Regions from separate parts of the Homo sapiens genome. Here region 1 is linked to region 2. The links are chromatin contacts, found by Hi-C or POLR2A ChIA-PET in ENCODE. All regions are on one chromosome and are shown on one strand. Each heading gives the region's core, a stretch centred on a gene start or an enhancer-like site at or near the end of the contact. The rest is flanking DNA. Distances are from core to core; before and after follow the strand shown.

Region 1 (3,820 bases), core at 650-3,149, 160 kb before region 2:
CACCCTCTGCAGAGACTCTAGAGCCTGGCTCTTTCAAGTCCATCACCAAGTCCCCAGGAAGACTTCACTGGTGCAGGCTCAGGAGCACTGAAGATGGAAATTCAAAGCATGTTCTGCTTTCAGGCTACAAATAGGCCCTGAAGACTCACTCAGGTGGAATGCAGCAGCAGATACACCATTGACCAGAGAATCCTCCTCCTCCTGTACTGGAAAACTGTACCCTGTGACTGGGTACAGGGTTGCTGCCTGCAGAGGGGGAGAGAGGGAAGGGCCCTCCCCCAACCCTCTACAGCTGAGCACTGACTCAACCCCAAGCATCGCCCGGCTCCACTTGAGTTTGGGTTTGGAAATTCTTAGGAAAGGAAATGAGTGGGGTTTGGGGGGGCTCTGCTTTAAGAAATGCCCATGTCAACCACGTCAATGCCCAAGACCCCCTCAGTCTTCGGTTTTCTTTAATAGGCTACATCCCCAGAGTAAAAACCAGATCCATGTTCAAGAAATAGGTTGGAGACTCCTTGATCCCTGGCTCAAGCCAACTTCTGAGAACAGAGACACCCTGGAGTAGCGGAGGTGGGGTGGGGTGCACGGCCCCCTCCTGTATTACAAATCAATTCACAAAGTAGCGAACCCATCTTTGGACAGAAACCTCAACTGCAATCAGACTTCTGTTTATGACAGTAACTCGAGAAGCCTTTTCTCAAGGAGATGCCAACGCATGAAGTGGTTGTATTTATAGAAGTTAAACAAACCTCTTCTGAGAGGTCATAATACCTTACAGGAAATGGGGAGCCTCTGTTGTGTGAAAACTCTGGATAAAACTGGTCATAAAATAGTAACAATCATGAATATTCTTGCCTGCCTGCTTAAAAGAAAGAAAATTACCAACTGAGGTTAAACCATGAGTGTCTATAAAGTTGATTTATACCGTGAATCTAGAAAAGTTGGTCACATTGTGAAATATTTTTGATAGGACATGTATCTAAATGTGAATAAATTCAGCCCTTTTGAAAAGGAAAGTGGACTGCACTCTGATATTGGTAAAATTTCCAAAAATAAAGGTGTTTGCCCATTGGCAATATGATTATAGGGCTCTAGGCACGTATTTTAGACTGGGCAATGTCTTCTTTCTCACAAGACTGTTTTGCTTTAACTCCCTCCTTCGGCCTTCTTTCTAGAAAGTTTTGAAGGATAAAGCCCTTGATGAGAAGCTTGTCTGTTTTCTTCCAACCTGGATTTGGCCAGAGGCTGTCTCAGGACTCAGAGAGACAAATCCGAGGATGCACCTAGATCTTAAAGAGTGGAAATATCTGCAGTGATGAGCATTATTATGGTGAAGCAGAGAAGAGAAAGGAAAGCGAGGAGACAGGAAGGTCGGGAGTGCTCAGAGCACACTGCTGGATGGCTCGGCTCCTAAACCCACATGAGTCACTTTCCCTTTCTGCCACTGCAGAAACTAAATCTGTCTGCTGCCTCCTCCTAGGTCAACAGAGTGCTCATCCGCAACCTCAGTGTCAAAGAATTCTTCTTATTGGAGAGGGTATTTCTCATCCCCACCATGAAATATCAGTCATTTTTTACTGTCCTCCAATGTACCCTCTACAGACAGCCTGAGACGGCGCTAAGATTTTTGCAAATGTGTCCTCAGGTACAGAAAGAACATGTGTTTTGCTGCCATATCTCTTCAGCCTCTGTCATTCTTGGCTCATTTCCTGAAAGATTAAGGAAGCCATCCCAGCCCCTGAGGCTTTGAAATTCCAGTAGAGGCCACTCCCTGAACACCAGAGAGGCCAAGCTGTCCCACAGGCCTAGCCCAGGCCACCTGTCACCCAGCTGACATCCCCTCCAGCTTTGCAGTCATCTCTGCCCCTGCCTGGGCAAGTGAGCTGGGGAGGGTATAGACGTAGGGTTCAGGTATAACTGAGGGACGAGTCAGCAGCTAAGCCACTGAAAAGAACACTAACAGTGTCTGGGTGGCAGCCCCACTGGTGACCTATCTCAAAGTCACATACCATCACCCTGGACATTAGAAAATACTTCTCTAAAAACCTCAAGCTCAGCACCAAGTTAGTTTGATAAGTCTCTACATGTACTACAGGGATTAAAAAATAGAAATTTCTGGCCCTCTGAATATGAAGCTAAAGACACTAGTATTTCTGTGGAATTAAGAGATTCTCTTTCAAAAAGTTCAACAGATGTTTGCTTATCCTTTAAACTCAGCTTAAGTTCACTTCATCCAGGAAGCCATCTCTGACTGCCTTGCCACTCTGGGTTAGGTGTACCTTCTCTGTGCACCCAAAGTCCCTCTTTTGAATATTACCGTGATCCTTCCAACACACATTTTAATGACCTAGACTGTGAGCTCCTTAATGGTAGAGGAGGAAGCAGGTCTAGCTCATTTTGAATTCCAATAACCCAGCACAGAGGATTCCACGTTTGTTGAATGAATAAACGAATGAAGTCATTCTTTTTTTTTTTTTTGAGACAAAGTCTCGCTCTCACCCAGGCTGGAGTGCAGTGGTGCGATCTCAGCTCACTGCAAGCTCCACCTCCCAGGTTCATGCCATTCTCCTGCCTCAGCCTCCCAAGTAGCTGGGACTACAGGTGCCCACTACCATGCCCGGCTAATTTTTTTGTATTTTTAGTAGAGACGGGGGTTAGCCAGGATGGTCTTGATCTCCTGACCTCATGATCTGCCCGCCTCAGCCTCCCAAAGTGCTGGGATTACAGGTGTGAGCCACCACGCCGCGCCTAAATGAAGTCATTCTTTAAAAAAAGGTTTGATTCTAGAAGTTGCTAACAATCAGACAGATGTATGCGGCATTTCACTGTACCAATAAAAATCCTTGATATTTAAGAAGGTCAAAATTTTAAGTTTGAAATTTGAAAAGGAAAATAAGTATGGTATCTATTTTTTCTAGACCAGGGAGAGACAATTAATAATTAATCTCTTTTTAATGGCTAGGAAGAATTTCTTGATTGTTGAGACCTGCTGATGGTATTACAATGAAACATCGATTTGGCCTAACTGGGAGTGTTTCCAAGGCAACAGCGACTCTCAATCATGTCAAATTACAGCTGTTATCTCCCTGGGTGTCAGTTTCCCTTAGAAAGCTAATTGAAATTGAAAATGTCTATCTTCAGGCCAAAGTTTAACTTTTCTTTGGATTCATCTGTTTTATCAGACAAAAAGAGAAAGTAAGACAGAAAACAGAGAGAGAGAGACAGAGAGAATAGAAACCCCTGAAAAACAGCATAATTGTTTTTCATTTTTCTAAAGAAGGCTGGCAGAGGTGGACTCTCTAAAAGCCATACCACAGGGTTCACTAGCTGATTTTGTCACTCATTGGGCTAACGTTCCTCAAGTCAGGAAAAATTTTTCTTTTTCTTTTTCAAAGAAAAGTGAGATCTCATGTGGTGAGTTCTGGAGACACTTCAGTCTTCAGAACCCACAGCATCCCACTCAGACTGCAGGGGAACTCAGGAACGATACCTGCGGTTCATCCGGGGTGTGCACGAGTAAAACGTGGCAAAATAGGAAGGGGGAGGCACAGGCGGCACAAAATCATCAGGGTCGGGGATGCGTCCATGATCCTCCGCTTCTTCAGCAGAAATCTGGGATTCATCCTGATTAAACAGCAGCTCAGTTAGTCAACAGCCTTCATTACAAAGGCACGGGGAGAGAGGCAGTGGATGACACGAAGGGGTCCATGGGCTGGCTCAGCGGAAACGTGGCCATGATGCCCTTGCATAGACTTACGATGCAGGATCTCCTGGTTGCGAATATCTGGAGGTAGCGGAGGGCAGCGGCCACCAAGCAGAC
Region 2 (3,822 bases), core at 1,073-3,572:
TAGCAGCGACCTTCCCACTTTTTCTGAGCTGCTGAACTGCAAACGAATGAAGCACATCCTCCATGGGGGTGCCATTGACCATGACCACTCTGTCATTTTCTCTGTAAACAAGAAATAAAAATGGGTCATGAAAAACTCCCATCTATTCATTGTAAATTATTTATTTAGGAACAAATAGAAGCAGCAAATAGACCTGAAAGGCTTTCTAAAGGGCTCAGTGTCTAGTGGCGCCCAAGGCCCAGTCAACTTGGCCTGAGATCTTCCAAAGAAAGGAACTGGGGGCCATACAGCTCAATTCTGAGTGTCTAAATGGAAATCATCTGGGAAGAGAGAGGCCTGATCTCCCCAAACCACAGCATCACACCAGGAGGTACTTGATGACGGTGAGGTCTGGACACAAAAGGAATTTCTCTATCAGTCCCCTATTGCCTGAGGTGCACGGTGGGCTTCAGAAAAGTCTAAAAACACTCCTTCCAAGTAGGTGTATATCCATTTGTGCTTTTGTGCAGGAAAAGGGCTTGCCTTGGATTCTTAAGAAATTTTGAGATCACAGAATCCTATTGTTCCAGTTCATCCCAAATATTACTTTAAAATTTTGCATTTCTCCATATGAAAGACTACTAACTTTGATAAAACTATAGAGACTTTCTTAACTATAATTTTATTTTTTAAGAGGCATGGTTTCCCTCTCTCACCCAGGAAGGACTGCAGTAGTGTGACTGATGATAGCTCACCGCAACCTCAACTTCCCGAGCTCAAAGGATTCTCTCACCTTAGCCTCCCAAGTAGCTGGGACCCGAGTAGGTACATGCCATCCCAACAGGGTCTCACTAGGTTGCCCAGGCTGATCTTGAACACCTGGCCTCAAGCGTTCCTGCCACCTCAGCCTCCCAAAGTGCAGGATTATAGGCGTGAGCCACTGTGCTTAGTTCACAGAGGCTTTAAACACCAACAAAACCTAAACTTTTGAGCTATTTATCCAATGCAGCCATACAGTTAACTTTAGACTTCGTCCTGAGAAGTTATCCTGTGGGAATCAGGCATGTATCATGTAAAATGGTGTTACCAGCTGGGTATGGTGGCTCATGCCTGTAATCCCAGCACTTTGGGAGGCCGAGGTGGGCAGATCACTTCAGGTCAGGAGTTTGACACCAGCCTAGCCAACATGGCGAAAACCCGTCTCTACTAAAAATACAAAAATTAGCTGGGAGTGGTGGCAGGCACCTGTAATCCCAGCTACTCAGGTGGCTGAGGCAGAAGAGAATTGCTTGAACTCGGAAGGTGATGGTTGCAGTGAGCTGAGATCGCACCACTGCAATCCAGACTGGGTGACAGAGCAAGACTCTGTCTGAAAAAAAAAAAAAAAAAGAAAAGAAAAAATTTATTAAAAATTAAAATAAAATGGTGTTACTTCTTCAGGTCAGAAAGCTGGCAGTTGGAAAACTTGTGGTTTTCCTATAGTAAATTGTCCCAACTTCCACATCACTCTTACAAATAAGATAATCAATAAACCAAAGTCTCCTCATTAAATTCTTAAAGAATATAAATTAAAACAAACATAAACAGTGTTGGTTAAGCATCGGGGTTGAGAAGCATGCCAATTTAAAACTCCATGTTCAGAAATGATTCCTAAACCTAGGAGGGATGTTTGGAACTATCTTCTTACGGAAACAACTGCCCTCCTCGCTCCAAAGCTGGGGTGTTCCCAAGGTTTGGGCATTATTCAAACATGGTGTGTTATGGCTTCCATTCCAGCTTGAAGACTTTTCAAATATTATATAAAAGTTTGTTATTTTTTTCTTTTTTTTAAATAAAGTGGACACCAACCAAAATACCCCGTCTAGGGCCAACCAGTAGGGCTGGTAGGGGCTGCGGAGCGAGGGAGGACACTCACTGGAGCAGCCCATCAGCAGGCCCACCCGGGAGCACATCAGAAATGACAATTGACGTTTCTCCATTTTCAAAGTGGGGGTTGTCTCTGCCTCCGGACACTGCAATTCCAAATCCTCTTTTGGAATCCTGTACATCAGAGAGGAGAAATATTAAAAATCCTTCAATAAGTGGCTTTCAGGATTTATTACAAGCACTCAATAAAATAAAGGTCAAATCAATAACCAGAGACTGTTCAGGAACAGATGGGCTTACAGAAACAAATGAGAAACAAAACAAAGCATAGTCATTGTCAGCTGACAGGTTTATAAAGGGAAATTCCTTATCTGAAAGAAACAGCCTGTAGAGGCTGGAAAAGATTGATAGTGCAGACTGGAGTTATCACTAGAAGCTGGCCGGGATAGGAAACAATGTCTTCAGTCCAAATAGGGACGTACTGTTTGAAGCACCAGTTGTACCTCTTTGCATCATGCTGGCCCGAGCTGGAACAACTTCAGTAAAAACTGAACCTGTACTAAAACTGTATTTTTTAATTTTCAGATTTCCTTATTGTATTTGTTTTTTAAGAGACAGAGTTTTGATCTGTTGCTAGGCTGGAGTGCAGCGGTGTGATCACTACTCACTACAGCCTCAAATTTCTGGGCTCAAATGAGCCTCCTGTCTCAACCTCCCAAAGCACTGGGATTACAACAGACAGCCATTGTGCCTGGCCTGTACTGTAAATATTTTTAATTCTTCTGTATATTGTGATGTTTTGACATATTAAAAAAAAAAAAACCTTCTGCCTAGGCTCATGGCTCATGTCTATAATCCCAGCACTTTGGGAGGCCAATGCAGGCAGATTGCTTGAGTCCAGCAGCTCAAGACCAGCCTGGACAACATGGCAAAACCCTGTCTTTACTAGAAATAGAAAAAAATAGCTGGTCATGGTGGTGCACATCCATAGTCCCAGATACTTGGGAGGCTGAGGTGGGAGAATCACCTGAGCCTGTGAGGTCAAGGCTTCAACAAGCCAAGGCAGCTTTTGCACTTTAAATTGGGCAAATGGAGAAGTCTCTAAAAAACAAAAAAAAAAAACCACAACTTTCTAGCTGGGCGGGAAAAGACTGCTCTTCCCAGTGCTAGCCAATCCTTTTTAATTTTATTTTTATTTTAGATTCAGGAGTACATGTGCAGGTTTGTTATATATGTGTATTGTCTGATGCTGAGGTTTGGGCTTCTAATGATCCTGTCACTCAAGTACCGAACACAGTACCCAAGAAGTAGTTTTTCAAACTTTGCTCCTCTCCCTCCCTCCGTACTTTTGGAATTCCCAGTGTTTACTGTTCCTGTCCTTGTGTCTGTGTGTACCCAATGTTTAGCTCCCACTTCTAAGTGAGAACATGCAGTATTTGGTTTTCTGTTTCAGCATTAATTTGCTTAGGATAATGGCCTCCAGGTACATTCGTGTTGCTGCAAAGGACATATTTCGTTCTTTCTTATGTCTGCCTAAAATTATATTTTTAAAGTATACCTTTAACTTCAAAGTAGATGTGTTGGTAGTTTCATTTCAACATACAGTGAAAAAGAAGTAAATGGATTTGTTTGTTTTTTTTTTTTTTGAGATGGAGTCTTGCTCTGTTGCCAGGCTGGAGTGCAGTGGTGCTGGCTCACTGCAACCCCTGCCTCCTAGGTTCAAGTGATTCTCCTGCCTCAGCCTCCTGAGTAGCTGGGACTACAGGCATGTGCCACCACACCCAGCTAATTTTTGTATTTTTAGTAGAGAGACAGGGAGGGTTTCACCATGTTGGCCAGGATGGTCTCGATCTCCTGACCTTGTGATCCACCTGTCTCTGCCTCCCAAAGTGTGGGGATTACAGGCGTGAGCTACTGCGCCCGGCCCGTAACTGGATTTTAAAGATAAAATTTGAACGTAAAATATGTGTTGAGATC

The links. Hi-C counts contacts between places; a loop is a spot of excess contacts on that map. ChIA-PET counts read pairs that join two places held with the same protein, here RNA polymerase II (POLR2A). Pooled maps may share reads with other maps.
Region 1: a map of cardiac septum shows a loop between it and region 2 (4-fold over the local background). The contact joins two enhancer-like sites. A Hi-C loop is called at or near these places in 7 of 168 maps with a recorded cell type or tissue (cardiac septum, esophagus muscularis mucosa, heart left ventricle and 2 more) and 2 of 50 pooled maps. POLR2A ChIA-PET finds 5 or more read pairs at or near these places in 2 of 52 experiments (OCI-LY7 and PC-3).

Annotation. Positions count from the first base shown.
Region 1 is chr9:69,377,415-69,381,234 of GRCh38, reverse strand. ENTREP1 (endosomal transmembrane epsin interactor 1) reads right to left here. Exons shown (of 11, transcript NM_001347995.2): 5 at 3,758-3,820; 6 at 3,491-3,624. Among named protein-coding and RNA genes, the nearest start is that of ENTREP1, 54 kb to the right of the region's middle. Within about 2 kb of position 1,899, at least 7 of the 41 ENCODE cell types and tissues checked have a DNase peak (open chromatin) inside an H3K27ac peak, as active enhancers do.
Region 2 is chr9:69,214,536-69,218,357 of GRCh38, reverse strand. It overlaps TJP2 (tight junction protein 2), which reads right to left. Exons shown (of 23, transcript NM_004817.4): 3 at 1,895-2,019; 4 at 1-101. Among named protein-coding and RNA genes, the nearest start is that of TJP2, 42 kb to the right of the region's middle. Within about 2 kb of position 2,322, at least 3 of the 41 ENCODE cell types and tissues checked have a DNase peak (open chromatin) inside an H3K27ac peak, as active enhancers do.